7 separate regions of the Homo sapiens genome follow, and all the other regions are linked to region 7. A link is a loop called in an ENCODE intact Hi-C map of the cell type or tissue named here. Cell type or tissue: heart right ventricle. All regions are shown on one strand. Links, peaks and the distances in the headings refer to the core of each region. The heading gives the core; the rest is flanking DNA. Region 1 overlaps LOC107986121 (a long non-coding RNA gene). Region 2 has its middle 41 kb from the start of LINC02049. Region 3 holds the start of RABL3 (RAB, member of RAS oncogene family like 3). Region 4 has its middle 37 kb from the start of NDUFB4. Region 5 overlaps GSK3B (glycogen synthase kinase 3 beta). Region 6 overlaps GPR156 (G protein-coupled receptor 156). Region 7 overlaps FSTL1 (follistatin like 1).

Region 1 (4,430 bases), core at 207-4,206, 90 kb before region 7:
TTGTTCTGCTTGATATTCATGAACATTTTAGCTCTCCAATAAGAGTCCTGAAAGTTTTTTCTCTATTCTAATGTCTCAATCTTCAAAGTTATCAGAAGCCTGTATTTAGGAGCACCTGTTAGAGTTCTATAGCTGATTATAAAACCACCTTTTAAAGAGGGTTAAAACAAGACAACAATTATCTGTTAATGACAAAAAGTCTTAGGGTAGCCACAATCAAAGACACAATTGACAAAGAAATTTATTACCCCTGAGGCACAAAACAATTAAACATAATTATAATTATTCCTAATAATGTATACTATGTTACATTAGAATTATAGGAGTTTCACATAATTTTGGAACATGTACTGATAACACTTTAATCAAAAGCAGATTAATACTTTAATAAAACTATGTTGTGCTTTAATTCCAGTGTTTATGAATAAACTGAATAAAAGTCCTTTAATTTTGGGTAATTTTCACACATAGAATTTCTTTTATAGGATTAATTTTTCACAAACCTTCCACAACTTGCTCAAACCTTCAGCTTTATCCTATCTAACATAAAACAATCCTTTAACCCTCCAAACTAGGCAAAACTTACATTCCCATACCTTCTTACAATCTTTTAACAAAAGCACATTCTACTTTCCTTGCGTACCTTACATGTAAGACTGCTTTTCCAGTAGTCTCAAGAACATGTTACATGGCTAACTGTTCACAACTTTTACTTTTGCGAAAAACCTGATAAGTAAGCGATTCACTAGACAGAAGTGCATATAAGGTCTCTTTCCAGCATACCTGGGGGAATGGCTAACTCTGTAAGTCCCCAGGCCATGCCTAGCTTTAAAATAGTCAAGTTGTACAGTTAAAAGTCAAAGTGGCAGTCTATAAAGCATTTATTTAGTAGGTCTAAAAACCTTTAAAATTGCAGAACATTTCTTTCATAAATTCCCTTTCACAAATTTTTCACAATTTACACAGATCATCTATGACAGGCTTGGACTTTCTGACTTGTCCTAAATATCCCTCTTTTTAAAGAACCAGTCATTTTACTTTAGGACAATAATTTACCATGCAAGATCCTTTCTCATATGAAATCTCTTTTCTTTATCATCTTCCTTATGAAAAGTACCTCTTTACAACCTTTGAATTAGACAAAAGTCATATTCCTTCTGTTAGAAAGTTAAGATTTGTACTGAAAGTTGCTGTGCAAGTTCTGTGACGGGGAAGCAAATGAGGTTATTTACATACTATAGAAGTTATCTCCCCCTCAAGAAATTGCTCAGTTATATTTTTGCTAGGACTTGCCCAAATAATGGTGAGCTATTTCTAAACTCCTGAGGTAAGACCATCCAGGTTGAAGTTGCTGGTTAAAGATTTAGGTAGGTTTCCCAGGAGAAATATAGCTATTAGAGAGAAAAACAAATTCAGATTTCAGGTAAGTATTAAGCAGGCACCCATTTGAAAAGTATATTTTTGCCCAAAGGGATGTGAATCTCTTGGAGGGGGTGCCATTGGCCCCATTACCCAACAGGATTTGGAGGGGAGTTGCTTAGAGAAGGAGATTAGCACACAGTAGGCAGCTCTTGAAAGCAAAAGGGAAATTTATAATTTTACTTGCCGCCTCCATAGGTGACCTTGGCTTTGTCCTGTATGAGTGTTCTTAGGGCAACCTAGAGGGGGTTGGAGAACTCGTAAAGCAGCCAATAGTTGAGCCTGCTTCTTGTCCTACATGTCTCCTTTTTCTTAGCCCTGTCCTCCTTATTCTACTCTCACTTATAAAAGACTGAGGAGGCTAATCTGAGGACCTCCTGCACAGGGGAACTGGGTTCCAAGGCTGACTTTTGTAATTTCCTCCCAGTTTATTTTTAAGCCAAACAGTATTACAAAGGAAAACTGGTTTTTTTTTGTTTTGTTTTAACATTTGGTAGAATCAAACTTTTCCTAGTTTTGGGGGATGCATCCCAGGGGCATGTCCTGTGGTATGGGAATGTGATTACCCATCTGCAAAGAGAGAACAGGAGAGAAAAAAAGGAAAAAGAAAAAAGAAGGCATTCCCTCTACATTCCTATTATCCTGAATGGAGCATCCCCCATTGTCCTTTGGGTTCCGGAATTAACCAGCCTTACTGTGTACTCTTGGTCCCATCTCATCACAATTACCCACTTGAGAACAGAGGAGATACTGGAGTGAACAGTGGATCGCCTGTTCATCCTTGAGGTTCCAGAATAACTGATCTTACTGCATATCCCTAACCTTTCATCTCTGTTCTAATGATAATCTGTTAGCCTGGGAGCACCCTTCATCTCTGTCCTGTGGGTACTTTTGTCTCTTGCACCTGTAGCCTTGGGCTGGCCTATACCCTTATCTCCATGACTTTATAGTGACTCTTGCTTGGAGCATTCTAGCAATAAAAATGATGACCTTTTTTCTCAGATTCCCATTTCCCATGTTAAGCAGACAAAAGCCTGTTTTTCAGCTAACTGCCACAAGGGGGCTAGACTTCCCTCCCCACTCCTTTTGAATATGACCCCGAAGGTCCTAATTCATGTTGAGAAGAATGTGGAAGTAATTAGAGAAATGAAGTCTACGGGAAGAAGTGGGAGGAAGTGAGAGGAATACTCATGGAAAGCCTTCATATGCTTGCAAAAATAGCAGCCCTTGGATTCAAGAGGACAACGTTTATTTGCCCTGTTGACGTAAAGTAGTAACCTCCGGAGGACTTGGGGCTTGGGCTAATAACTGGCAGAGGAGGGCAAATTCTTCCTTTGCCCACGAATGGGGCAAAGGAAGAGGGGTGGCTTTTGAAGCAGTTTGTCTGCCTGCATGGGGCCTTACCCTGCCCTTTAAGCATCCCACCTATTTGCAAAAGCCACCAGGAAACCCAGCCCTGGGGTGTAACAGGAAGGAAAAGCATATAGTAAGTCATAAGGAGCTGGCAGAGCCGGAGTTCCAATTAGTGTTTGTCCCGGCAATGTGTCAGCAGACAGGGTTGAAAGGGTTGAAAGTCATCCAAGCTGGTAAGGTAAGAACAAGAACAAGTATAAATCTCAGGAGATATCCACAAGGAAGCCCATGTCTTTGCTGCCTCTCAAATGCATAAGAGCTGCGGGAGTGTGTGTTTAAGAGGTCACGTGGCATGCAAAGTAAGAGCAAAGAGACAGACTTGCCCCTGTGGCAGATGGTCCAGAGGGTGCACAAGTCCTTTTCAGAACATACACACAGAGAAAACAAGAGAATAGGCAGTGCAGGTTCTTGGGAAAGAGCCAATTTTAGTTGAAAAAGCAGAGGAAACCCCAGACATTGCACAGTTTTAGGCTTCAGCCCTACCATTCTGGTGAACCTCCTGTCCAGGAGGGCCATTCATGCCTCAGATCTACTCGGTGCAGATGCCACAGTCCTTCCCACCCCTGGAAGCCATCCATCAGAGTGAACTGAGAAATCAGCCAAGAGGAGCAGAGTCACTTATGGCTGAAGGACTTATTCTGGGGGTTGGTTAGCAAGCAGGAGAGAGAAAAGGAGAAGACCATGTACAAGGATTGAATGCCTCCAGCCAAAGAAGGTGTGGTAGAGGGGTCTCTTACCACTAGGGAACATATCTGAGTCATGCAGCATCAAAGTATGTTAGTGGCAGAAGTTATCCAAGTCCCACGGCACCAAAATATGTTACCAGTGGCCAGTATCCAAGTTACTGGGGCGAATCTGTATGAGTCTGCAGCAACCTCAATTCTTGCCTCCTCAGAAGAAAGAATTCAACTGAGGGACATAAGGCAGAAGGAGAGACTGAGGCAAGTTTTAGAGCAGGAGTAAAACTATATTAAAAGTTTTAGAGCAGAAACAAAAGGAAGAGAAATACACTTGAAGAGAGCCAAGTGGGTGACTTGCAAGACAAGTGGGTAATTTGACTTTGGGGTTTTATAAGTTGACATACTTCTGGGGTCTTTTATCCCTTTTCCCCGATTCTTCCCTTGGGATGGGCTGTCCACATGCGCAATGGCCTGCTAGCACCTGGGATGGGGACATGCGCCATGTGTTTACTGAAGTTGTATGCATGCTCACTTGGGGCATTCTTTCCTTACCAATCTTGCATTTCTAGAGGAAGGTCATATACCAGTTAAACTCCACCATTTTGCTTCTTAATGCTCATGCTCGAGCTCACTCACCCAGCTCCTGAAATCTTATTGGGAAGCTGCTGGTCACCAGTTTCAGGTTTTTTCTATCTATAGGGGGACTGCCTTTCCCTGGCACTGTCTGTGACCAATTATTATTTTAGAGAGACAGTTGACAACTGCCTGACCCTCACCTGTCACCTGACATTCCTGGTGTGTGTGTGTGGTGGAAGGGGGGGTGTAGTGGGGGGGGGGGGAACAAGGAGAAACCCTCTCCTGCTCTGCTCATGTCTGACTAGCTACCTACTGTAACACTTTTTCCTTACCATATATCTG
Region 2 (4,430 bases), core at 124-4,123, 380 kb before region 7:
CGACATTTTTCCATCTTTATATTTTATGTCTTTAAGTCCTTGGTGACTTCACTGGTGACAGTTTCCAAAATAAGTCCTGTTTTTTTGTGTCTTTTTAAATTTTTTTTTACAATGGCATGAAAACAAAATGTAGACTCCAGTGGCCCAGGATTTGTGAAAAGGGCAGGTCCCAGGGCTCCTCTTTCTCCTACTCTAACAAGGGCTTCAGTGTGATCTACAGCTGGGAAGAGGGGTTCCAGCCGGACATCTGTTAGCGAGCCTACAAACAATGCCCTACGGCTTGCTCCAGTCTTTGCGTTTTGCTAACTGGTTGATCATGTTTTCACTTCATAAATCTGTACATTCTAATGTGAGCACTAGCGGGGTAGCAAAAGGAGGGAGAGCTAGCTGCCTGTTCCCCACCCGATAGGTTCATGTCTGGCTGGATCAGCCTCCCACCTCTCTGGCTGATTCATCAGGCTCAGTCTATTCAAACAGATGGAACTTCTATTTAGGTATTTTAATAGCATGTATTTAAGATATCCTATTGAGAATCTGATCTGACAGAGGTTTGATGAAGTGTTAATGTGCTGAGAAACCAGGCTCACTAGGCACATAACTTCTTTCCCCAAACCAGATAATTTAAATCAATTTAGTTAGTACTTAACTGAGGGACTACTGTGCACCAGTATGTGTCTAGCATTGAATTAAGAGAGCCAGGAAAGAAGCAGAATGCTTGGCACACAAGCCCTTGGAAACTTCTACTCTCTCTGGGGAGAAATGGTACATGGATGGATGCATTTGAAGTTTACAAACATCATTAACTACTGTGTGCAAGGGGTTTGAGCATATAGTCAGAGTAGTGGCCACAATACCTCTTTTATATCAAGCCTACCTCAAGCAATTCAAAGGCAAATGGCTTTCTATTGTCTCTTATGATTAGAAAAATGGAATAAAAGGTCTAACATTGAGCACTTCAGTTAGATATACTGCACACTCTTCAATGCACCAAGTTCCTTTTTGACACCATGCTATTTATTGCTTCTGTTATTGCCCTGACTTTAGGGGATATCCACTCCCCAACCTGCTGTACTATTCAATTCTGATCCTTCTTTTTTGATCAAATTTGACCTTTTCCAAAAAGTTTTTGCTCCCAACCTTCAGGCAATCATGATAATGACAATATCTTTCTTTCATAGCCTTTACTATTAGTACCATGCCCTTTGGATCTTCAACTGAGTAACAGCATATACTGTCTTGTATTGGTCTTGAATCTTGCAGGTTTCTAACACTTGAATATACAACAATACAGTAAGCCCTTTAAGGATAAAGGTCAATTTATATTTGTTCAGTTAATATTTGCTCAGTACTGGCTCTGTACTATATCATAATTGCAGTGAAAACAAATATGTACAAATGAGAAAAGATTCTTACAAGTAGGGCATGGTGGCTCATGCCTGTAATCCCAACACCTTGGGAGGCCGAGGTGGGAGGACTGCTTGAGGCCAGGAGTTCGAGACCAGCCCTAGCAACACCTCATCTCTACAAAAACTACAAATTTAAAAATACATATATCTTGCTCTCAAAGAGCTCACACATTTTGCTACTCTGAAATGGAATGATAATCTCCTTCTGAAAAGCACTTAGCATAGTGCCAGCTACAGAGTAAGTCTTCTCTAAACAAATGCCATTATTAGTTATTATTTCTTTTAGACTAAATGGAAGAGTGGGAAGTGGAAATAAGAACCGAGAAAGGAAGTTGCAACTGTTAAGATGCTTTTGGAGGCAGGTAACAGAAAACTCAAAAGACTTAAACAGTAAAGGAAATGTATTGGTTCTCCTAAATGAAAAAGTCCAGAAGTAGAGTAATGATTGGTTGTGATTCAATGAGGGCTTTGGCTTCATTTCTCTGTGATTCTTTTGGTACTGCTCTCCCCCTGCATTGGCTTTATCCTCAGGCAGGTAGCAAGATGACTACAATAACTCCAGGATTCACGTTTACACACAACATGCAGAGAAAGAGAGGATTCATCTCTTCTGATGAATTACTTTCATAAAGTTACTTTCTTAAAAGTAACTTACTTCTTTCATCAAAGCCCCAGCAAATCTCCCTTCTCATCTCAGTGTACCAACTGAGTCACAAGCTTTTTTTCAACCTATTCCTTGGTTTAGGCTAGGTTCCTGACCCAGGTACAGGTTAGAGGATGTGATTACTATTTCGGTTAGGACTTAAACTGCAATGGCAGTCAACCCCCAAATCTCAGTGGCTATTTAATACAGCTAAAATTTTATTGCTCTCACTACATGCCAGTGTGGGTCAGCAGGGGGCGCTCTACCATTATAGTCACCCTAGGACAGAGGCTAATGGAGGCTTCACCTTGACACAGGCTTTAGCAATCATTGTAGCAGAGGGAAGGGGGTCTGGTGAATCACACACTGGCTTTTAAAGGCGTTTGCGTAGAAGTGACATATATCATTTCTATTCACATTTTACTGGCCAAAGCAAGTCATATGGTCACTCCTAACTTCAACAAGCTGGGAAATACAATTCTACTATGTACCAAGGAGAACCAGAATATTTAGGAACAGCCCCAATTACTACTGTAATTACCCTTGGCTCAATCAGGACCAGCTGTGGATATGACTATAGCATTAGCTTCTCTTAAAACACATGTACTTCCTTGGTAAGGGGATCCCTTAATAAAAATCAGATATTATAAGGAAGGAAGCAATAGATGCTAAGTAGGCAAACAGTAATGTTTATTATAGAAGTTCTATGAAGGCAAACTGGTTTCAGACATCAAATAGAGAAAGCAAGACCATGAACAGATTGGCAAAGGTTGAGAAGCAGCTACTATAAGAATGTAGCCACCTAGAGATCTGCACAGCAGAAAGGGCCCAGATGAAAATAGGCAGCAAGGCCAAAAGTGCATGCGTTAGTCTCTTTGCTGTTGCACTTCCCAGCCCAGGAGTGGGATCATAAGAAGCAGATCAGGAAGAGTAGAAATGATGAATGATTTGACTGGCTTTGTGGGAGGTCTTGGGTTGTTGAAGGATCGAAGAAGCCAAAGGGTTCTCCAACGGGCAGTAGGACCCAAATGAAATTTGGGCAAAAGTCGTATTTTTAAACTAGGATAAGTCCTTGAGAAGGAACCTACAACAGAAACAAAGACTGTAGTAGATGGTACACACAGATGAAATGTTATTCAAATATTGAAAAATGGAGGACAGCAATCTCAAAGAAATAGTGAAACAAAGGCCTTCTGTCCCACAGGGCCTTACAGGTGTTAAAAAAAGGTTTCCATGGGAGAAGACAGTGTAAGTTTACATTAGAGCTGTGTTTCTACCCAGGGGAGGCAACACAATTTATAAAAAAAAGAACTCTAAGACCAGGTCCAATGGCTCAGGCCTGTAATCCTAGCACTTTGGGAGGCTGAGGTGGGAGGATTGCTTGAGGCCAGCAGTTCAAGGCCAACCTGGCCAACATAGTGAGACCACATCTCAAAAAAACAAAAAAGAAAGAGAAGGAAAAGAAAGGAAAGGAAAAGAAAAGAAGAGAAACTCTAGATCTGCAGTTAAGAAAATCAGGTTTGAGTCCCAGCAGTGACTACAAATAGCTTGAAATGGGTAAATCAGCATAAACTTCTTTCAACTTGTTTCCTCAGCAGAAGAAAAGGGATAAAAATGCCTCCTCTATCTTCCTCAAAGCTTTATGTAAAAATCGAATTAGACAGGAAAGCCTCTTGATAGACTAAAAAGCCCTAGTGTATGTATGGAATTTTAATACTGAAGTGAGTCAGTGGCAGGGGTTGAGAAGGTTAAGGATATGGGCAAAATGCTGTCTCCAATTGAATAGGGCCCAGAGGGAACTATAGAAGTGGAGATAACAGTAGGCTGACAGGTCTTGTCTTGGTCAGTTCTTTTAATTGCAAGGGATAAAAACCCATCTCAAATTGGCCCAAGAATAAAATAAAATGTATTGATTCACATAACAGAAAATCATTGTAAGGGTAAGAATGGCTACAAGTGTGGCAGAATTTAGGAGCTCAAGTGTCATGATTGGAAATCTGTCTCTCTCCACCTCTAGTCTCTGTCTTAGCAATCCTTGTAGAAAAAAAGAGTGGCTTTTTTTTTTTTTTTCCATTTCAACAAAAACCCTTAGGTAACTTGATTGTCCTGGAACCCATATCCAGTCACTATGATGGGTGTCAATCCCAGCTGAATCACATGGATGGAGAGTGGGGAAGGAATAAAAACTGTGGGGAAGTAAATGAAAACCACTCATGTTCACCATAGGAAGTAGGTTTAAGAGGCTTGCTCCAGAAGTGATATGGCGGAGAAGAGGATGCAGGAAAGAGGAGGGAAGAAAATCAAGGGAGGATCCAAGGTGTAGCCTAGGTAGAGTATCACTCAAGGAGAAAGGCAACTTTAGAAAGGGACTTACCAAGCTC
Region 3 (4,430 bases), core at 148-4,147, 330 kb before region 7:
CAGAATGAATGAAAGTTATTACAGAAAAAAAAATCAAAAGGACCCAACAAAATATATTGGATACAGAATATGAGAGTAGGAAAAATCTTAAATAGCTCTCTGTTTTGAGCCAGCGTAGCTAGGAAAAGTACTGCCATGAGAAATAGGTGACCCCTGACGAGGAGCAGGAAGAAATGAGGAAATCACTTTTAGAAGTGTCTTTGAGGAAATACCATAGGATATTCCTCTGAATATGCCCAGCAGGTAGCTGAACAAATGAAACTAGAGCTCAGGAATGAAATCAAGCTGTGCCACTTTGTTCAAAATCTCTGCATTCTAAAATCCTCCTTCCTGACCACTACCTTCTCTCCTCCATCACTTCCCACTCACGCTGAATCTCCTTACTCAATCTCTAGAGGTCTTAGGTAAGAGTTCTCAAACTGGCAGCCCCCCACGCATTGTATCACCCAAAGAATGTTTCAAAAATTTTCTGAATTAGTTGTCAACATTTAAAAATTGTAAGAGTTCACATAAATTTCAACTTCCAGCTCCTCTTGCAAAATTGGAAATATCTGAGGAAAAAGTGAGCCCATGTTCCCACATGGAAACAATAAGCTGAAGCCGAATAGCAGCTGGCGTTATTAGGGAAGGAGTATGGCTGGTCTCTGGAGACTTCTGAGCGTGGGACCTCCTAGGACCTTTGTTTCTTCCTTTGATCTCCATAGTCCATGAGTCAGATCCCAGCCTCACCTCCCTACCCCAGCCCAGACCCACGTGTATTTTAATCATATCAACATTTAAGGACTACTGTGCACCAGGCACGGAGCCAGAGAAACAAAGTTGAAAAGAAGGCACCCTCTGCCCTCTGTCTACCCTGTCAGCCTCATAACCAGCCACACCAGCATATTCTCAATTCCATGAGCCACATGTGCTTTCCCTGCATCCCAAGGCTTTGCACATGCTGTTCCTTCTGCCCCTACAGCTAAGCCCAAACCCCCTTCTCCTAATCATCCTTCAAGTCTCAAATGATATTTCCTCATGGAGGCCTTCCCAGACTCCCCATTAAGTAGCATACAATCATCCCCTTTCACGTGTTCCATGGCTCTTTCCCCCTTCTTGTACTTTCTCCATGTCTATCTCTAAGACCAGACTTCATCTTGTTCACCAATTAATTTCCAGCATCTAGCATAGCCAGACAAGTACTTCCATAAAACTTTCCATATGTCTCCTAGGCACGTTTTGTTCCAACATGGCTCATCTTGCCAGCTTCCCCCTGCTTCACTTCCTCCACTCTTGTTTCCAAGGTAGAATCGGACAGGCTACTGGGCACTCTCTTCTTAAATTTAAAACAGTTTTAAGCGGGAGGTGCGTGGATCAAATTCAGGATGTTAAAAGATTGTACTGACTGCAGAGTGGAGAAAAAAACAAGAAAAGTGGATGCGAAGAGACCAGTTAGATTACTTCAGTAAATCGCCACTCCAGTTCTAGAACAACTTGGGATTCTACACATCTAACTGCGGTGTTGTGTTACCACATTTCATGGCACTTTCCACGCCTTCACACACACAGCGGCAAACTACCGCGAAACCTCCGGACCCAGCTGCCCTCCACGAGACGCGTTCGGTGATATGCACTCCTCCCCAATGCGAGACTCCGAGACCCCAAACTCCCTCGGACTCTCCCAGTTGGGTCCAGGGCCACACTCGGCGCAGCCAAGCCCGCCCTACCCGAGGTCGCACACGGGCCGCTCCGGGGTCAATGGTTCTTTGGAGGACCAAGAGGACCAAGGCAACAGGGTAATTCATTAGGGGAGGATAGTTAAGAGGGAGCGAAAGGAAGAAGAAATCATGAAATGCAATGCCCGGCCAGGGAACTCCGAACAAGGAACAGGGAACAAGGTTTACCAAGGCGAATCCTGGAACACTCCCACTACAGCTGCCCCCAGCGCTTCAACTACCGGCTTAAATGAACCACGCCCCTTGCGCGACAAAGAAAACGCACTATTCCTGCGACCAGCTGGGGAAGCACCCCGCTACCTTTTACCAGACCAGCCAATGAGTTCAGTGAAACCTTCGATCAAGACAGTCACGCTCCGAGTGGCCAATGAAATTGAAGGCTCTGCCCTCCATGCCCAACTCTGATTGGCTTACAATCCAGGAACAGGCGTTAACCCAGGGAAGGCAGTGGCAAGATGGCGTCCCTGGATCGGGTGAAGGTACTGGTGTTGGGAGACTCAGGTGAGCGGCTTACCCTACCTCTGGGGCTCCAGACACTTTTGAGTTACCCAGTAACCCTCCCCTTAGCTTCCTTCCCTCAACTTCCTGGCTCCTCGGCCCGTGGCTGAAGTCCCTCCCAGGGCCTGAAGACTACACTTCCCAGGGGACTTTGCTCCGTGTGACGACGCGGTGGCGGCGGCGTCGTCGCGCGGGTGGGGGTCGCGGAGCCCGGGTCTTTTGCCTTCGCGGCTTTCCGCATCGGTCTCCCAGGCGACCCCAGCCTAGAGTGTATTGTCAATTCTTTTATTAAAAAAAAAAAAAAAAAAAGCAGGCATTGAGTATTGTATGGGGTTCTATGTTAAGGGTACAGAAGTTAGTAGGACCGTGCCTTCAAGAGATTTTGTTCATTAAGGAAGTCAAACGTGCACTGAGAAACGTGCACTGAGAAACGTGCACTGGCAAGCGCTTCGCATGTATTAACTCATTTAATTCTGAGACAGTCCTGTTATCCCATTTTACAGATGAGAGTAGTGAGGCAGAGAGATGTAAATGACAGAATCCTTTTGAACGCGGAGTCCACGAACTTAAACGCTAAGTTATAATTATGCAGTGACATATTGGGTAGTGGTCCTGTTTTATTCTTAACTGAGCTTAATTTCCTGGTTCTCGTTTGATCTTCATTGAAAACCTATTATGTCCTAGACTGTACAATAGAGAAATTAAAGTAAGAGTTTTATTCTGAAGCAGCTAGGATTTAACGCTGAGCCCAATTTAATCCTAGTGTTAAATATATATATATTTTTTTAATCTCAGTGGATGCAAAAAGAATTCTTTTGACACCTGGGACATTTGAGAACTACAGCTGGCGTCTGGATTTCCAGCTCCCACCTCACTGCCCTTATCTTTTCTTCCATAATCCCCAATTCAGCTCTCCTTAGTAACTTCAATAAATGCTGACCTTGCATTTTATAGAAGCGCTCCTCTGGAGTTGGCCTAAGAGCATGTGTTGTGAGCAAAGACGTTGTGCTAGATGCTTGGAGGTGGAGAGGCTTGAAAACTTAATAGAAACTAAATAAAATTGTGGGCAGCAAATATAGGTTAAGAATGTTTTCACATTGCCCTGAGGATTATTTGCATTATGAAATATTTTACAGAGAGCATTATTTAATATTCCCCTAAGAAAGTTGCCTTTTGAAACTTAATGAACATAATCACAATTTATGTCGACTTCATTTCTATCAGGTAGCTTGAAGTGGTGCCGAAGTTAATTTAATAAAATCACTCAGTTTTACAGATAAAGTAATTGTGGCCTAAAGGGACTTGGCAAGAGTATCACTGAGTAGAATTTACAATCCAGAACTAACAGACTTCTTCATGATACGTTAAGTGGGTGTTTTGTGTCCTTTATAATTCCATTTTCTATTGTATCTAACAATCCCTTCATATTACAAACTGTTGCAACTAGTCAATTTATTTTCTTTCCAACAGGCACTGTATTAGGTTCTGGGGTTATAACTGTGGAATTAATGCGTCATATAACAGGGATAGAATTAGCAGCTACATTAAATGTGGAAAAGTAATCAGGCAATTGATAAGCTTCCCTACTGCCCGCCTCCCCTGTTATGGTTTAGTTGTAAAGCAGAAGACACAGCTGTGATGGCCAGGAAAGTGATTGATGTTGTCACACATTCACTAATGTTAACCTTTATGTGCAAAGTTAGTTATTGTCTTTTTATCTTTTTAAAAGGTAATTTTGTCAGTCTCCTTTTAACTGCGATTTAAAAGTACACAGTCTGACAGTTTAGAATGCACTTTTTACACTTCCTCAGCCTTTCTTTCAAACCCGAAAGTTTATTTTTAAATAAAGGCCATTTCCCTTATAAAATTTTGAGGGTTTCACAAATATATAAAGAAATGACTTAGCCAGACAAGGTGGCTCTAGCCTATAATCCCAGCACTTTGGGAGGTTGAGGCGGGTGGATTGCTTGAGCTCAGTTCAAGACTAGCCTGGGCAACATGGCAAGACCCTCTCTCTACCAAAAACAGTACAGAAAGTTAGCCGGGCATGGTGGTGCACGCCTGTAGTCCCGCTACTCAGGAGGCTGAGGTGAGAAGATCACTTGAGCCCAGGAATTTGAGGCTGCAGTGAGCTAGGATCGTGCCACTGCACTCTAGCCTGGGTGATAGAGTGAGACCCTGTCTCCAAGAAAAAAAAATAAAAAGAATAAGTTGATA
Region 4 (4,430 bases), core at 229-4,228, 140 kb before region 7:
GCCCAAAGTGAGTATTTACACCATGGAATAAGCAGTTTACAACCTTGAACCATCAATTACATTTCCCCACTATCTGTTCTACAGTCTTCCGTTTATAACTGAAGTCTGCCCTCTGCTGGTCACAAGCAGCCCAGACCCACAACTCGGGGCCGCTGAGCAGGTCTCTTCTAAAATCATTCTCCAGGAGCATTTTAGCAATTGCTACAATTTATTCAGCTATAGAACACAAAGTAATGTCATCTTCTGCAGAGCGTTCCCTTTTTATTTTTTATCCTTTGATGTTTGTGGGTTTTTTTCCTTTTATTCAACAGAAGCAGAACTGGGCCCGTTTCAGTTATTTATGAGCCATCTTCATTCGTGATAAATAACCATAATATGTATTTATGCAGTGCCTGCCAAGGCCCCTCTGCTCCTATTGACTCATGAGTCACTAAAATACTTTTCTATGGTAGAAGTGGACAAGGGCTATTCAAGATAGGAGATAATACAACTTACGGGCTGTCAGATGTCTAGTAATTTTTCAGCAGTGCTTTGCAGATTGATGTTGAGTCAAGAAAGACCTAGAGCCTGACTCTCCTCAAACTCTATGAGATATCTCTTAGTCCTGTTAGAAATCTGCAAGGCATCAGACATTTGGATCCCCAAGCAGATATGCCAACATCCTCTTCCCCTTCCTTCCACAAAAGCACTCTGACCGGAAAAGCAGATCCAGGAGCAACAGGAAAGGTGAGTAGGGGAGGAAGCCAGAGCCCAGAGCTGGGGAACATCACTGACGGTGTGGGCAAAAAGCTGCACTCGTGAAAAGAGGAAAGAGGGCAAGCTGGGAGGGAAGGTGGACAAAAGAAAGAAACAATGGGCGGGGGCCCAGCAGGTAATGAAGATACTAAAGCATGTGACCCCATTTCCCTGAGGGTCACTCCTGCAAGGCAGTTAACTGTAACATCTGTTTAATTCTTCATTACAAAGGAAAGAGAATCCTTTCTGATGTTCTCACCCTGTGCCTCTGACCTTTAAGGTCTCACTCTGTTGCCCAGGCTGGAGTGCGGTGGCACGATCTCAGCTCACTGCAACCTCCGCCATCCAGGCTCAAGCAATCCTCCCACCTCAGCTTTCTGAGTAGCTGGGACCACAGACGCAAGTCGCCATGCCTGTCTAATTTTTGCTTTTTTTTTTTTTTTTTTTTTTTTTTGTGGAGATGGGGTTTTTGCATTTTGCCCAGGCTGGTCTCGAACTCCTGAACTTAAGCCATCTGCCCGCCTCGGCCTCCCACAGTGCTGGGATTACAGGAGTGAGCCACCACTCCCAGCCTGAAAGAACCTGATTTTTAGAGACATAATTTGGGTTTCTAATCTCTGAGGAGATGAGAGTTGCTTACTGTGAGCCCATATACTAGCCAGAGGTCTGGAAACCTGTCCCCATCCCTCAAGGTGATGCCTGTGTCCTGCCAGAATGGGGGGGGGGGGGGGCGTGCCTAAAGCCCCAGTTGCCCCCACTGCTGACCTCAGGGACGCTCCTTGAGGGTCCCACCACCCCTGTCAATCAGTTGGCTGCAGACTCCCGTGTCCTGTTCTTCCTGTTTCCCCCATGCTGCTCTTGCCTTCTCCCTTCCCTCCCACCCTGCCTCTGGACTCTCATTCTCTCCTCCCACATCCCCTCTCTAGCCTTTGTGACTCAAGTCTCAGTCACTTTAGGAAAGACAGGCTCACTGCCCTCTTTATAATCAACCTTCATCTGGTGTGAGGGGGAGGGAGAAGAGAGGGAGAAAGGAGGGAGGGAGAGGGAGAGAGAAACAGGAACCAGGTCTCCTGCGCTTCCTCCCAGAGATAAAGGCTATTCTTAGCAGTAACATAGGCTTGGCATTTGGGGAGACTTGTATTTCTCTCCCTCTCGCCCCAGGGGCTTTGCACATTGCAATTTCTCCTCTCCAAGCAGAGAAGAAAGAGAAGATGAATAGGGAGAGAGATAACGAAAGGAAAGAGGGAGGCGCGCCAGCTGGTGCCCTGAGAGGCTCTTCTGGGGATTTATTTTGGAAGGCTGCTCCGAAGGTCAGAACTGGGCGGGGAAGGGCTCTCACCCCGGCCCCAGAAGGGCAGTTTAATTCTAGCCTCCCTTTTGAGGCAAGAAGACGAAAAGCCAAATGAAATCCCTTTGGGCCTTTCCGCAGCACTTTGTATGTGGCACGTGTTTCATAAATGTTCAGCCAAGCCCCTGCGTGCACTCTCATTAGGCTGGGTCTCTCAGGACTGCCCTCACTGGGCCTTAGGACCTTGGCAGTCAGAGCATTCAAGCGCTGGCATTAGACAGTAGGCTTCAGTGAAGCCAGGAGCTTGGGAAAATACAAAAATAAATAAAAAATAAATAAAAATGTAAAAATGGGGTGTGCAAAGCTCGAGAAATTACGTAATTCGATTTCACCTTGGGCCCAGACGGTGAAGTTCTGCACAGTGGCCAGCAGGGGGCGCTCAGGCAGTGTGTCAGAACCCCAGCGCGCTGGTTGCCCGGAGCCCAACCAAGGGACAAACAAAACAATGCAGCTTTGCGGTTTCTGTTCGGTTTTCAGTTCGGGGAGGCTTAATCCAGGACCGCCTGATCTCTAACCTGGGGTAGCAACTAGCGTCTCGCAGGACACCGTCTTAATAGGCTTTCCTGAATCTCTTGACTAAATTGCTTCCTAGAACTCTGTGTTCCTCCGCACCTAGAAAACGGCTTTTCTCAGCATCTCCCTGTATCTTTCCCTATGTATCTTTTTGTCAGCCTGGTTTTTTTTCGTTATCTGTGTTTCTGGCGTGGTTCTTTCTTTTCTCTCTGTACTATCCTAGGCCTACTAGTAGATGTTAATGAAAAATATATGGAGCTGAACCCACCCACAGGCTGAGCTCTGAAATATTTCAAGATCTGGCAGAATATAACACTTTGAATAAAATTTAAAACATACTGCAAAAGTGGCTAACTCTGCCACATTTGGCTGTGCAGTCATGTCTTTCCTTTTCCCCGTCTCTGTTCTCGGAGTGGGCTGCCGTGCCACCCTACAGCTGCCTCTTCCCCTTGGCTGCCGCCGCTCTTGCCCACCTCCCCCAAACCCCTGACCTCCAATGGTCAGCTCCTCCCTGGCCAGCAGGACGGGTCTTCCAGGTCTTTTAGAGAAGATACCAACTCCAGAATGACCGTACCTCTGTTTACATGTTTTTGTTTCGTTTTGATTTTTGTTTTCTAATTGAGACCACCCCCCTCGTTTCCAGAACATACTGGAACTCTTAGGATTTGGGGTTGAGGGACTTCAGGTGAGAACTACAGAGACAGCCTCACGCTCTGCCTGGAACCTCTTGTCCTCCAAGATTCAGGTGCTCTGGTTGAGTCTGGTCCACTCTGCCACAGTATCTTTACTCACAGTGATTTTCTCTTGGGGACTTCATCACTGTCTTCCTCTCAAACTGACTTTTGCTTATAACACAGTTGGAAGAGAGAGTGAGAGAGACTGTGTGTGTGTGTGTGTGTGTGTGTGTGTGTGTGTACCCTTGGAAAATAGAGTTTAAATTTTATTTCTGGGGAATTGGGAATGTCACCAATCGTGGTGTTAAGGCACTAGAGCATGCCATGACAGTCAAAAGGCACCCCAGCAAATGATAGAAGGTGCTTCACCTGGAGCCCACAGAGGGCTCTGGGGCAGTGCTACTTATCAAGAGCCTATCTCAGTTCCAGCCCTAAATATTGCTACTATGGTGGTGGTGATGTACCCCCCTAATTTCTGCATTTCATGGTCCCTGTCTCCAAATCTATCTGGCTCTATTGGTTCAGATTCCTATCCCAATTCCTATTATGTTTCAGCTCCTAGTCCTGTGTGTCCCTGAGAGGAAGAGACTGATATCAGATCTGGTAGGACATGATACTCTTCAATCTTGTCACCATAACTTTCTCCTGGAGCCATGGAATGTAGCAGTGGTATGATCCGATCCCGCCTGTCCCTGTCCTGCCCAATACTTGATAGCTGTTCTTTCCTAGTTCCAGAACCTGATTGGACCAAGTTTAAGACCAAGGTAGGGAGTGGGAGGCAGATAGGCAATGCAATGCTATTCAACATTTAAGAATACTTCCCACTTACTTGTCCTTGTCAGGCCCTGGCCATACAGACAGGCTGTACAAGACATAGGCCCTGACCTCAGGGAGTAAATGTTTTTATTGAACTGACCCACTGTGTCTCTGAATGAGAACAAAAATGAAACTGCTGCAGAAAAACCCAGTGCTACAAAGTGCTAGCATCATCAGGAGGCAGGCTGCCTCTGCAGTGCAATCCATAATCTCTGTGACTTCCAGAACCAAAAAAAAAAAAAAAAAAAAAGTTAAATTACTTTCTAAAATTAAGCTTTGCATTACTTTGGAAACTAACAAAGCATTCCTTCCCACAGACACTGTTCCCAAATTAAGTATTTTGT
Region 5 (4,430 bases), core at 195-4,194, 530 kb after region 7:
TGAACAAGTTTGGCACTTCCTCAAACTATTAAACATTGAGTTATATGACCCAGCAATTCAGCTTGTAGGTATATATCCTAATAACTGAAAACTTACATCCACACAAAACATGTACGCAAAGTTTATAGCAATGTTATATAGCCAAAAAAGGAACAAATAAAATTTCTAGCAACTGATGAATAGATAAGAAAATGTCACACACGAAAGGCCACATATTATATAATTCCATTCTATTTATATTAAATGTCCAGAAGAGACAGATTGTGGAGACAAAAAGATTAGTGGTTCTGGGGAGCTGGGGGAAATGAGAATGATGGCTCATGGATACAGGCTTTCATTTTGAGGTAATGAACATGTTCTAAAATTAGACAGCAGTGATGATTGCACACCTCTGTAAATGTAGTAAAAATCACTCAGTTGTATAAGGGGTGGGTTTCATGATACATGAAGTACAGTAAAGCTTTTTTTTTTTTTTAAGGCAAAAGTGAGCACATCTATCTGTAAAAGAATGTCTTTGTCATTTCCACTGCATCTTAAGGAAGGCAATAAACCCTGACTATAGTTTTGCAAAGGACTCTAAAGGGTTTCTCAGAGTTGTACCATCCACCCCGATTGCCCCCTAAAAGGGAAGGAGAGCTGATCAACTTGAGTTAAATGACAGGCAAGAAAGAGTGAATGAAATAGAGTATAGGCACACGGGGGGACCCTCCTTTAGTAGTTCATTCTGTCTAGTTTAAATAAATACTTTACCCAAATTGTTTACTTGTGCTCAAATAATGTGACAGCTTGCTGCTCTGAAAAATGATGAAAATCACTGAAGTTCTTAATGGGGCTTTAAGACTCATATTGCTGCAGCTATACCTTTTTGCTCTTTGCCTTTTGGAAATTAGAAGGAAACCCTGAGAGAGAAATATTGCACCCCAAGAAAATGGTTGCTTATACCAACTTGTAATCATATAGTATAGGGGAGAGGTATAAACTGGGTAAAATCTGCATTATTGAGCTTATTACTTTAGCTACCTACAACTAGTAGATTTAAAAAGTAAAACCTGCTGGGTGCGGTGGTTCATGCAGTAAATCCTAGCACTTTGGGAGGCTGAGATGGGTGGATCACTTGAGGCCAGGAGCTCAAGACCAACAGGAGGAAGCTTCATCTCTATTAAAAATATAAAAATTAGCTGGGTGTGGTGGAGCACACCTGTAATCCCAGCTACTCAGGAGGCTGAGGCACAAGAATCACTTGAACCTGGGAGGTAGAGGTTGCAGTGAGCCAAGATTGCACCACCGCACACCAACCAGGCTGACAGAGCAAGACTCTGTCTCAAAAAATAAATAGTAAAATCTGTAAATTGTAGGAAAATGCCAGAGGAGATGACATTTCATATCAGTCCTCTATAAGTGAAAATGATAGTGATTCTATTGTCATTAGACTGATATTTTGAAACAGAATACATGTTTTCTATTTAGAAAAATTTGTCCTTTTGAGGATATAGCAGCCAATCTAACACAACCCAACACTCCAAATTCCATATGCAGAAAATAAATGAAGATGTTTAGGTATTCAACCATTTATACAATGATTATGTTGTGTTATATAATTTCATTTTTAAAACCTTTATTGAATTCATTATCTATAAGCCTAGCCATACATCCCTTTAGTCTTTCAAGGTGCATACCACATTAACTACATGCGTTAATTTAGTGAACAGTTTTTACTAGGTGCTGGGCAAGAACTTAGAGGTTTCTTGCCTTCAGGGGCTTCAGAGACTGATGGATGGGAGGAGAGGAACTGAGGGCAATAGGGCAAGCCCAGTATTATTCCAGATGTCTGAGCAGAATACAAAGGCAGAAGCATTTCACTCAGAGTAGTGCTGTCTGGAAAGCCTTCTTAGGAGAGCTAACCATTGAGCTGAATATTGAAACATGAAAAAGTATTTACCAGATAGGGAGCGGAAGGGAGTGGATAAATATTTAGTAAAACTAGGTTTGGTGTGTTTCTTTATGGTTGTCGCTTAAGGTTCTGCCTGGTGGGGTTGATAGAATATGAGTTTACCAGGAAGGAGAAGACTGGAGCTGTTGACAGTGGCCAGATCACATTAGCTTGTAAGCAGTTGGAAGCAATTGCAGGATTTTAAGCGGAGTAGCGACATTTCTAATAGGTTTTCTTTTACTTCGCTCTTAAAGGCTACACATGCACCTCTATTGCTGAAGTTTGGCGACCTCTGGTGTTGAACTATAAAATAAACAACGTTGTGGAAGAAATACTAGCGTTTCAGAGCTTGTCAGTTGCTTTTTGTGAGGTGCTTCTTGGGCCGTAGTACTTCTTTGAAGACAGTAATTATCAACTCATAATTCCTGTGTTGATATTTTTCAGTGTTTGGATAAATTTCTAACTAGGTAGGGCCAGGAACAGATAAATTGATTGATTTAATAGTAAGGGGATGAACAACATCCCCAAAGGGGTGGGGCAGGCTGATCTTGATGCTTTTTGCAACAAATGAAAAGATCATGAGTTCTAGTAATAGATAACTGAGAATATGTTCCCTTCCCATTGGTGTGATAATTTTTAAAATTCCCCCCTCTTTTGTATGAAATACACTTACAGAAGAGTGCATAAAGCATTTCCATCTAGTTTAATTTCCTTTAAGTCAAAAAAGGACTCAGTTTTCAGGAAATCCAGGAATAAGTATTAATTACTCAAAATATATGTCTTTAGTCTAAACGTTTTGGAGGAAAAAAAATTTCCATCTCTTAAAATTCAAGTGAACCCTAAGACTTGTTTTGTGTATGAAATGATAATTTGTCAAACATCTTTTTTATCTATAAAATTATTCAATTATTCTGTTTCAAAAGTTCCAAATGTAGAATTCAGCTGGAGTAAATCAGGTAGAAATATACTCTGAACCTAATAAAAACTTAATATAAAACCTAAAGATATACTCAGAGGTTGAAATAGGATAGTTGTTAAAATGTCTTATGTTTGTGGTGTTAAAGATAGTCATGCGTTCTGAATCTTTGCTCTTCATATCTATCACTTGCTTACCTTTTAGCCTTTAATTATATCATCCATCTATAATCCAGTCCTTATTCTCTTTTAGAATGCTGTTTTTCACCTACACATCTAGTGTGCATAGAATGTACTTTTTACTCATTTGCCTGCTACATTCCTTAAGTAAAATCAGCTCTTGACTCCCCTTCCAGAACCTTTCCTGAATCCCTTCCTCTTTCCAGTGCAGTGTAGCACTTTCACCTCACACATTACCTATACTTACTTTGCTATACTATTGTCACCTGATTGTTGTTGATTTACGTACAAGTCTCTCTGCCCTAGAGCTTCTTGAGGAATAGGCTCTAAGTAAACGTTTTGAAATGTGAATAACTTCAGAGGCTGAAAAGTTTTTTAAATGCCTCTTGATTATGTCTCATCTTTGCTTTCTTAAAAAATATGCATATTGTATATAAAATAGTTCTGATTTTAGGGTTTGACAGATTCTGATACTTTTAATGCTAGCCTTATAAATAGCAATTTAAGAAGGTTAAACTTCTGTTTGCATTTAGTAAAGGCAACACAAATTACATAATGGTCCCTTTTTTTTTTTTTTTTACTTTTTAAATCAAGTTAATAGAAATATAATTTATATGTAATAAAATATAGGCATTTTAAATGACAGTTTAGTAAATTCCAACAAACATGCCCATATAACCACTACCCTGGTCAAGATTTAGAACATTTCTATCACCCTAAAAATGTTTCTTTTTATAGCCTGGAATGACCAAATGTCTCAGTTTGCCTGGACTGAGGGGTTTGCCAAGATGGTCCCAGGCAAACTGGGATGGTTGGTCACCCTGTTCATTCTCCTTTGTGGTCAGTTTCCCATCTTCTGTCTCAGGTGATCATTGATCTATTTTCTGTCACTACAGATGCCTATTCTAGAATTTCATAAACGAAATCATATATTTCTTTTGTATCTGGCTTTTTTTGCTCAGTACCATGTTTTTGAGATTCGTCAGTGTTGCTGCCTGTATCACCTGTTTATTCCTTTTTATGCTAAGTTGTATTCTGTTTTATGAGTATACCACAATTTCTTTATCCATTCACCTATGAATGGACATTTGACTTGTTTTGGGGTTTTGGTTATTATGAGTAAAGCTCCTATGAATGTTTGTTTACAGGTGTTTTTGCAGACATATGTTTATATTTCTCTTGAATAAAAAAGTAGGGCTGAAATTGCTGATCATATGGTAAGTGTATGGTTACCAAACTATTTTCCAAAGCAGTTTTACTATTTTACACTCCCACCAACAACACATCAGAATTCCAGTGCTTCACATTCTCATCAACACATGGTATTCTCAATAATTTTAGATTTAGTCTTAAAATGACTTTTATCATTAGGAAATGCCCCTCTTTATTTTTGTTTAATTTTCTT
Region 6 (4,430 bases), core at 208-4,207, 170 kb after region 7:
CTGTGAATTATAGTATGTTTAGCAGCATCCTTGGCATCTACCTACTAGATGTGAATAGCATCCTTCTCTTAATTTTGACAACCACAGATGTCTCCAGAATTGCCAAATGTCCCCTAAAGGTGCAAAATTGCATAGTTGAGAACTACTGGTAAAGAGGCACTATGGCATGCCAAGCTCTAGGGAGCCCACAGAAGTGCACCTCTGGGAACTAAAGCTGAAGAAACCCAAGAGGCCCCTTGGTATCTTCTTGGAAGAAGTTAGTCCAGAGTGTCTGCACCATGTGGAGTGTATACTGGGATGACATTGACCTTGGAATGTAAACTCCTGGGATTCTTGCCTCTGCAGATTTGGAGCAGGGTTTTCTTCTTCTCTGCTTTTCAGTTTACTTATTTGAAAATGAGGAATGGTGTTTACATCACAAAACACTGTAGTGAGGACAAAATGAGGTTTTATGTATATATACACCCATACATATACATATACACTTCTTCCAAATGATATAATAATATATAAACATTGAATGAATAATGGTTCAAATATAAGTGTACTTATTTGCCACTATGATTAAAAGGGCAATATAGGAAAAATACATTTTCTTCTAATCCATCATGTTGTAATAATCCTCCCTGTGGTTGCAGTATGGTTCTGTGCTAGAAGGCACAATAGGAAATCTCTAACTTTAAAAAAAAAGAAAAGAAAAAATATCTTTCTAGCAATTAAAATCTCAACTAAATTAGAATGCAAATAGGTTTTTATATTTGCTTCTTAATTTTGCATTCAATAATCTGACTAGAATATGCAATAATTTAAATGCCTTGATGGGAGATAGTGGCTTTTAGTTCTCTTGGGATTTCATTGTAATAAACCTGGTAAATAATTCAGGAACATATGAGAGGCCAATGAATGGTCAGCACCTGGTGCTATATTATTTGTGCCTAAGCACACAGACTCCAAAGATGGCACTCTCCACCTGTCACTGTTGTTCTGGCTTAAACATGGGCCCTGTGTTCAGTGGCTATTGAGATAATAGTAATGGATATTTTTGCCTTGTCCAATTTTCCTCCACAATCAAAGAAAACTGTGCTAAGCTGTTTAAAAAATACAAAGCAGAAGTGGCAGCCTCTTTTAGATTACCACTGGTAAAATTTCAAATCTATTTTCTCTATTAAGGGATTGATTGTTTTAAAGAATTAGGGATATGGCTATCTTTTCTACTGGTGCTAATTTGAGCCTTTTTGCCTTTCTGTCTTTGTTCCACAAGGCTGAGCTTCTCTTTAGATCACATTATTCATATTGCAAGGATCTTCTGAGAGAAATAACACCATCCTCTGGCCAGCCACTCACTCTGCAGGAGTTCCTAGAGCTCCCCAGTTTCTTTCCCTATTGCCTGAGTAGTCTATCTCACGCCTGTTAGTCTCACAGTTTAAATACAAACACACAAAGACTCTTGCAGGCAGCTTGGGTACCTTTCTTTGACCCCAGCCGACTGGACATAGAGAACAAGAGCTAGAGAGAACAAGAGCTAGAGTGACCGACAGATCATGTGTGGAGACAGCATGGGGCACCTGAGCCCAGCACCATCCAGGATCAGACAGAACTTAAGCCATGAGCTGCCTAGAAAGATCTTGGGAGGGCACTGGGTTTCCCAGTATGGAAAAAAGAAAAATGTGGCTCACAAGTCTAAGCTAAGGTCTTTACAGTACTGGGCCATAAACAGGATCTGAAAAGAAACTGCAGAAAATGTTAGATATGCTTTATCTTTGTTTTAAAAATATTATTTACTATAATGGCTTAAAATATGTTGATTTAAATATATGATATTTGATACCTTTGTAATATATATAATAAAGTGTATAATAAAATATAACTATATAATTAAAATAGATGATATTTTAAAACCTCTCTAATAAACCATTTACGTGTGTGTGTGTGTGTGTGTGTGTGTGTGTGTGTGTGTGTGTGTGTATACATGCCTTTGTTTAACAGGTTTAATTGCTTTCCTTTCTTCAGGAACCAGAGTGAGGGTACTCGAACAGTGACTGCCATCTGGTGGTTAACCAGAATCATCACCTTGTGTAGCCTGATGGTTACTAAGATGTCCACTCTTGACTCACATGGCATGCACTCGCAGCAGGGGACCAGTTGAAGGATGTCTGACTTTGGAGGGTCACCAGTTGAAGGATGTCTGATGAAGGAGCCTAGCGAAATAACCCTTTGCTTCTACCTGAATGGGTTGTTCACTCTGGATTCTGAGCCTGCAGCCAGCTCCAAAATGGGGCCTCTGAAGAAAAGATTTGAGTTGCTCTTGTGTCTTAGTCAAAGATCTACATCCCTACCAGTGGGTAACCAAGACTGTGAATAAGCACACACCAACAGGGGCATGTGGTGACATGGAGCCTGAAATAAACTGCTCTGAATTGTGTGACAGTTTTCCTGGCCAGGAGCTGGATCGGAGACCCCTTCATGATCTCTGCAAGACAACAATTGTAAGTGAGCAGCCACAGGATGCCAGGGCTGCTCAGATGTATGTGGTGGTGGTGGTGTTGGGGAGGAGGAGGTGGAGGGAAAGGGGGATGAGGAAGGGGAGGAGTGGGAGGAGAAACTGCTCATGCAGGATACATATTTCCCAGCACTTGGTGACGATGGGGCAGTTTGTTTTTGACCTATAGAAGATCCTTCATTCCTAACAGCTCCTCCTTATTCTGTCCTCAGACATCTTCCCACCACAGCAGTAAGACCATCTCTTCATTATCTCCTGTCCTCTTGGGTATTGTTTGGACTTTTCTCAGCTGTGGACTTCTGCTGATACTTTTCTTTCTTGCCTTTACAATTCACTGCAGGAAGAACAGGTAAGCAGCCCAGTTTCTCATCACACATAGCTCAATCATGAAATCCCAAATGTTAGTATCTTTTGGCAGCACAAGCCACTATCTGGTCTCCCACTACAGGATTAAACCACATGAGACATTCCCTCTGAAATAGTCTACCTGTTGAGAAGGGGAAAGATCTAGGTCGGTATTGTGCTAACTACTGCAAGGGTATCCAAAGAAGAGAATGAAGAGTCTCTCTCTATAATGGAGGTACAATCCTTCTGAGAAGATGAGGTATCTGTATTTAAAATGAAGACCATGTAGAGGATTCCAAAACAACACAAAAACTTGAGGACAGCACAGCAGAACCAGTCTGGGTGAGTTAGGGTTTCTGCAAAAGCAGTGAAGCACTGCTACCTGGCTATTTGCTAGATAATTCTGGCTGACTAGAAAGTCATCAGCTTATCAGGGTAAGTATGGCTCCCAGGATTCGCAAAAGAAGCAAAATGGTGACTTTTTTCTGAAGGGACTTATAGCACCTTGCCTTGGATGCAATTTCATCCTTCCTCAGGGCCCATCCCATCTCTCCCACCCCCACACTGTACCCTCATCCTACCACAGCCGTCCCAGGGTGCCTCATGAGAAGCCCTGCTCCAGCCCTCTCCTTAGCCCACAGCTGACTTCTAGATGGAGCCCACAATCAGAAATTAACAACTTCCTCAAACCAGCCAAACTCGTCCAGCCCCACTCCAGCCTTACCCTGTGTGGTGACCAAGCATGTCGTGCTCCATTGCCTGTGGATTTGACACTCAGATGAGAATTGGTCAGTTGCATTTTGGGATGCTGTTTTGCCATGTTAGGCATGGAGGACGTGGAATTGTTAAGCAGCAGTGATTGGTTGTTGGGTCAGCCTCAGCATGGTGGTGATACGTGGCACTCCAACTAGAGTATACCCCAGAGACTGCCTCAGCCACTTTTCATTCTGTTCCTCAAGCACACTACGCTGACTCCCATCTCAAGGCTTTTGTACTTACTGTTCCTGTACTGTTCCCTCTGCCTGGAAGTCCTCCTCAGATATTCCCATGACTAGTTCCTTCTCATCTTATAGGTCTTGGCTCCAGTGTCACCTCTTCAGAGACACCTTCCCTGATCATCCTATCTAAAGTAGTATCCCTACCCATGATCACCCCCTCATCTCATTCCATATCCTATCAGCCTGTTTTATGTTCCTTATAGCAAGCATAGTCTGCTATTACCATATTTGTTGATTTACCTGTTGATTGTCTGTATCCCCTACCAGAATGGAATTCTGTGAACACAGGGACTTTGCCTGTCCTCTTGTGCCCACCACTGTGTCTCCAGCATTTAGAACAGACTCTGGGATATAATAGGTGCTCAGTAAATATGCATCCAGTGATCCTGGGAGGAAAGAGATTTAAATCCCAACGGTGGCTGCTGCCAACAAAGTGACTGGGAAAATCATGCATTTCAAGGTTAGAGAACTATGGAGTACAGTCTTTTCAGCTGTAACATGTTTCTATAATGCAAAGTAATACTCAATTGGTATTACCCAGTTGGTAATAAGAAAATTATGTCATTGATTCATATGTTACTTTTCCC
Region 7 (4,430 bases), core at 107-4,106:
CTTGGAGAAGAGCTTTCAATGGCACAAAGCCTATCTCTCTGGAGAAAATTTTCTTCATTGTTGATTTCTGCATCAAAGCATGCCTGTGAATGGGGATCACTGGGGAGGGCTATGAGGCTGCAGGTGAGACCTCCCCCACATTGGTAGATCCCCCTACCCATGTTTTTGGAGCAGCCACCCTATTCTTCCACCTCCTGCACCACTTCTTGTTCCGAGGACAGAGCTGGGTGGAGCTGCAGGAGCCAACACTGCGCTTCTGCATTGCAGTGCTGGGCTGTGCAAGACAGAGAGAGATTGCCACCTATTGACAGACGTGTCACCTGCAAAGAGGAATGATTGTGTAACTAGTGGCTCCCCCCTTCTCTGTGTGCTCTTCAAACGGGCCTTTTGTTTTTTCCATTCAGTGAGTCCTTCTGTTCTCTATTATCACTGCAGTGCAAGGGAGGACAGGGAAAAACGGGGACATGACAGCCCAAGGTGGTAGTGACAGCATCTCAGTGGGAAAGTTGTCTGAAAATAAATTGCCCACTGTAGTAATAGCCACTTTCAGTTGTGTGGCAGGCACTGTGCTGCCTGCAGTACATCCCGTTTAATCCTCACAACAACCCTCTAAGAATCAGTACTCCCAGTTTTCACGAGGAAGCTGAGGTTTAAAGAGAGCACCTGGCCCACGACCAGCAAGTAAGGAATAGAGGTGGGATGTGGGTAATTTAAACCTAAATCTCTGACGCACTCTTAACGCACATTCTCCCGACACTTGCTAATTATGCAACTCACACCCCCATCATAATTTCCTTACGTCATCTGGATATGAAAATAAATCAAATATAAACTGCTTTCCCTTTGGGCAGAATTCTAGCTCTGCCACTTTCTAGTTATTTAAGCCTCTGCTCTCTCACCTGTGAAATGGGGCTAGTAATGATGTCTAACTTAAGGAGTTATTGAAGAGCTTAAATCACATATAATAAAAATAGTAGGATGCCGGATATTTATAAATGGGAGTTTAGTTATCAGTGGTTGAAGATACGAGTTGGAATCCTAGCTCCTCTCATTTCTAGCTTTGGAAACTTGGGCAAGTTATCTGACCTTTCTGGTCTTCAATTTCCTCATCTATGGAATAGGGTTAATAATAATATACCTATTCTTGCAGGGTTTCCCTATAAGACAAAATCATGTGTATGAAAACATTTTGTAAATTGTACTATTCAAATATTAGTTGTTATAACTCAAAAGTTATCTGTTTCTTCAAATGGATTTTTGAGAACTATTCCTGAAAAATGACTTGGTTTAATTCAATCCGTTTTTAATACTTACTAAAAACAACAATGTAAGTTAAAAGGAGGTTCCATACATGCCACAGGCTTTTCTGCAAGTAGCTCTATAAGGCATTCCCATGAATAACAGGTTTCATATGCAGCTTGTTTTACAGTTGGTACTTCCACATGTATCTCACTGAATCTCCGCAGGGCAGGGTTGGCATTTACCCCTACTTTATAGATGAGGACATGTGAGCCTTAAAGAATGAAAATTACTAGTTAAGGACAGAGACTAGTGAGTGGAGGTTTGTGGGTGTTTGCCTGTGGAGCTGTGTGCGGGTGTCTTTGAGTGCAGGCATGTGTCTGAGCATGCTTTTTTATGCATTTGTGTGTCCATAACTCATGGGAACAACTCGTCAGCAAAAACCTTTTCCTCTTCCTTTTTCGTGTTGCCTTACATTGTCAGGCACAGTTTCCACAAGAGGGCCCTGCCTGGAGAATATCCTTGATTTTTATCTCCACTCTCTGTTTAGGAAAACAAAAGCTCTCCAATCCCCGCGGACTTCTGGGAATTACTTCCTCTTTCTTCCCCGCCTGCTAGCTTTCTTGAATTCGCCTTAGCAACATTCAAAAAAGAATTGGTTTATCAACAGCATGTGAACCAATGAAATGTGAGCTGAGAACGGCTTCTAGACCAATGGGAGCCCTGCATGACCAGCAAGCTGGCTTGGGACAGAAAATAATGACCTGGAGTTTGCAGAGCAGCCTCTGGGTGGCAGCAGACTAGCTGTATTGGATACAGCACCTCAGCTCGAAAGCCTCTTCTTTCTTTTTGCTTTTTTCCCCTAATCTTGAGTATAAAACATTCACCAACTATAAGAATTGTACTGTTACAAGACTTGTGGGTGTGAGTTCTCTGCATAATGTGGTAGACATGGCCTGGAGGGTGGACTGTCTGGTTCCATCCCTGCCTTACCCCAGCCAGCCCCATGACCCCATCGTGCCTCCTGCAGTCTTTGTTGGTTTTGTCACAGCATCTAGCCCAGTAGCCTTGAGTCTGGAGGTCTTTCGTGATTTTGCCTGCCCAGCCAGTCAGGATGAGAAGCTGGGGAAATCACATTCTCCTTCATGCAACCACCACTACCCCTGGGTTGAGTGGTGAATGAGGTGGGGCTGGCTTTCTGCCACCAGTGAATGGGAGGGAAGGGATGAGCCACCAACAGATCAGTGCCTGTCAATACCCCCACATTCTCAGGTGGCATACACTGAGACCATTCCCTGCCTTGTCAGTTCTGCTGCACACGTCTGAACAGGGGAATGCCTGACTAGCAAATGATTTGAGAATAGTTCTACTTTCAGGCAGCTTCGCCCTCTTAATCTTGAAGACAGTGGCAGACATGGGTAGGGGCTAAATGGGACCATAGCAAAAATAGCGAATCCACGTTTCCAATGGTTTAGCCATCCTTCTTTTGCCCTTTGAGATGATAATGCCTAGAACACCATTCAGTCAGGTTTGGGTCCTTCAGATAGTCATAGTTCTGTACAATGTTTCCATTTCTGCCTGACTTACTCCTCTCACCCTTTAAGAATCAGTTAAGACCTAGTATCTTCAGAAAGTATCCTTTGAAAAATTCTCACCCTCTTCCTCCCCTCCAGCTCCCTGGTGATCCTGTTCTTGCACTTCCTGTGTTGTTTTCCAAATGTCTCTTTCTTTGTGAGTTTCCTCTGAGAGTCATGGAGCTTCCTGAGGACAGGGTCTGTCCTTTGTATCTCCATCTCAGCGTAGTGTTGGCATAAAATTGGTGCTCAACAAGCATTTTTAGAAGAAAGGAAGCATGCAAGAAAGGAACTCTTGCTCTTTGAGAAACATATTAGGGACTCAGAAGTACCTGAACCTGGGCTGAAGCAGTATCTGGGAGTAGGGCACTAGCTGTTGGAGGCAACGTCTCCAACAGCTGTTTAAGACCCAACATCTAGCTGTTTAAGACCATGAGCCATGACTCCAGAGCAAAGCCCAAGCCTGAAAGATAATCTCATTATGGGCTCATTCCATAATGGGTTCATCTCAGTCACACGGTTTCCTTTATGATTGTATGTTTTAGGAAGAGCTAAGGAGCAAATCCAAGATCTGTGCCAATGTGTTTTGTGGAGCCGGCCGGGAATGTGCAGTCACAGAGAAAGGGGAACCCACCTGTCTCTGCATTGAGGTAAGTCCTGATGTCGGGAGCCAGAGGACAGTGGCCAAGGCCAATGTGGTACCTTGCGGAGCCACCCATCAGCAGGCAGTGCCAATGATTTCATTCTCTTTATAAAAGCATTCTTCATCCCCCTGAAAAACGTGGAATTCTTATTCCAGATTCCTGATTTTTAAAGCATGGATATTTTTTCTTTTAAAAAAATTTAGCTTTATAAGATTTTTTAATTAAAAAATAAGAATTGTTTTATATAAGTCAAATAGTACAGACATTTACACAAGCATAAAATTATAATCTTCCCCCATAACCCTTCAATCCCTTAGTCTGAAGTAACCAGCGTTAACAATTTGATACATGTTCCACATGTTTTTCTTTTCTATGTTACTATAAGCATAGGGTTTATATGCTACTGTAGACATAATGGTTCCCCCTATTTTATGCAAAAATGGGATCATGATATGGATATAGATATATACAGTTTGTATTCTTTACTCATTAATTTATCAGGGACAACCCTCTAGATCAGCACATATACTTTTAACTCATTTAACTCATTGTAGTGGCATAATGTTTAGTAATATAAAAGAACTAGATTTATTCAATCATTTTCCCATAGATGGACATTCAGTTGGTTCTTTGGGTTGTTTACCACTATAACCAATAACATCCTTGTGCAAATACCCTTATATGCCCCTGCCTTTATTTCTGTAGCATTGATTGACACCAGGGCTTGCTAGGTCAGAGGATATGCAAATTTTTAAAAACAGTAGATGAGATGCAGGGTTTTTTTTTTTTAATGTTTTTTTTTTTTTGAAAAACAAACATGAATATGTATTTATTCCATTGTATAAAAGCAATAATTTAGAAATTAAAAGAACGTTGCAGAGATCTCTAAATAGAGCTAAAGATTTTTTTTCTTTCTTTTTTTTTTAATTTATTTATTTTTTATTGATAATTCTTGGGTGTTTCTCACAGAGGG

Evidence for each region. Peaks named below come from ENCODE experiments on the same cell type or tissue, not always from the same donor. Only the 100,000 strongest peaks of a DNase experiment are listed, where the experiment ranks them.
Region 1: a loop joins it to region 7, with 10 times the contacts of the local background. A loop is called at or near these places in 44 of 110 quality-filtered maps.
Region 2: it touches region 7 in a loop (6-fold over the local background); 28 of 110 quality-filtered maps call a loop at or near these places.
Region 3: a loop joins it to region 7, with 5 times the contacts of the local background. A loop is called at or near these places in 10 of 110 quality-filtered maps.
Region 4: it touches region 7 in a loop (7-fold over the local background); 94 of 110 quality-filtered maps call a loop at or near these places.
Region 5: a loop joins it to region 7, with 7 times the contacts of the local background. A loop is called at or near these places in 36 of 110 quality-filtered maps.
Region 6: a loop joins it to region 7, with 10 times the contacts of the local background. A loop is called at or near these places in 95 of 110 quality-filtered maps.

What each region holds. Positions count from the first base shown.
Region 1 is chr3:120,505,424-120,509,853 of GRCh38, reverse strand. All of the region lies in intron 2 of LOC107986121 (a long non-coding RNA gene), which reads right to left. Among named protein-coding and RNA genes, the nearest start is that of FSTL1, 57 kb to the right of the region's middle. In heart right ventricle, for the core only: a CTCF peak has its summit at 2,474 (motif pointing right); a DNase peak (open chromatin) is centred at 2,463; H3K27ac peaks cover 1,668 bases.
Region 2 is chr3:120,793,112-120,797,541 of GRCh38, reverse strand. No RefSeq gene overlaps it. Among named protein-coding and RNA genes, the nearest start is that of LINC02049, 41 kb to the left of the region's middle. RefSeq lists an enhancer at 2,186-2,480. In heart right ventricle, for the core only: CTCF peaks have their summits at 2,092 and 2,310 (motif pointing right); a DNase peak (open chromatin) is centred at 2,321.
Region 3 is chr3:120,740,248-120,744,677 of GRCh38, reverse strand. It overlaps RABL3 (RAB, member of RAS oncogene family like 3), which reads left to right and starts at 2,162. Exons shown (of 8, transcript NM_173825.5): 1 at 2,162-2,216. The coding sequence starts at 2,171. GTF2E1 (general transcription factor IIE subunit 1) reads right to left here and starts at 1,934. Exons shown (of 5, transcript NM_005513.3): 1 at 1,884-1,934. RefSeq lists enhancers at 1,882-2,001, 1,882-2,176, 1,624-2,262, 2,142-2,431, 2,263-2,901. In heart right ventricle, for the core only: no CTCF peak of the experiment used is centred there; a DNase peak (open chromatin) is centred at 2,007; H3K4me3 peaks cover 2,789 bases; H3K27ac peaks cover 1,831 bases.
Region 4 is chr3:120,557,102-120,561,531 of GRCh38, reverse strand. No RefSeq gene overlaps it. Among named protein-coding and RNA genes, the nearest start is that of NDUFB4, 37 kb to the left of the region's middle. In heart right ventricle, for the core only: CTCF peaks have their summits at 2,239 and 2,442 (motif pointing right); DNase peaks (open chromatin) are centred at 1,774 and 2,481; H3K4me3 peaks cover 1,596 bases; H3K27ac peaks cover 3,428 bases.
Region 5 is chr3:119,889,919-119,894,348 of GRCh38, reverse strand. All of the region lies in intron 7 of GSK3B (glycogen synthase kinase 3 beta), which reads left to right. Among named protein-coding and RNA genes, the nearest start is that of NR1I2, 110 kb to the right of the region's middle. In heart right ventricle, for the core only: a CTCF peak has its summit at 2,227 (motif pointing left); no DNase peak of the experiment used is centred there; H3K27ac peaks cover 403 bases.
Region 6 is chr3:120,242,059-120,246,488 of GRCh38, reverse strand. It overlaps GPR156 (G protein-coupled receptor 156), which reads left to right. Exons shown (of 10, transcript NM_153002.3): 2 at 2,011-2,486; 3 at 2,713-2,849. The coding sequence starts at 2,391. Among named protein-coding and RNA genes, the nearest start is that of GPR156, 41 kb to the left of the region's middle. RefSeq lists an enhancer at 2,578-3,777. In heart right ventricle, for the core only: a CTCF peak has its summit at 2,068 (motif pointing left); a DNase peak (open chromatin) is centred at 2,104; H3K27me3 peaks cover 496 bases.
Region 7 is chr3:120,414,956-120,419,385 of GRCh38, reverse strand. It overlaps FSTL1 (follistatin like 1), which reads left to right. Exons shown (of 11, transcript NM_007085.5): 3 at 3,359-3,463. LOC124900546 (a long non-coding RNA gene) reads left to right here. Exons shown (of 2, transcript XR_007096030.1): 2 at 1-2,149. It also overlaps the pseudogene BTNL12P. Among named protein-coding and RNA genes, the nearest start is that of MIR198, 21 kb to the right of the region's middle. RefSeq lists an enhancer at 2,115-2,284. In heart right ventricle, for the core only: CTCF peaks have their summits at 309, 1,818 and 2,018 (motif pointing right); DNase peaks (open chromatin) are centred at 272, 1,995 and 2,365; H3K4me3 peaks cover 1,084 bases; H3K27ac peaks cover 3,334 bases.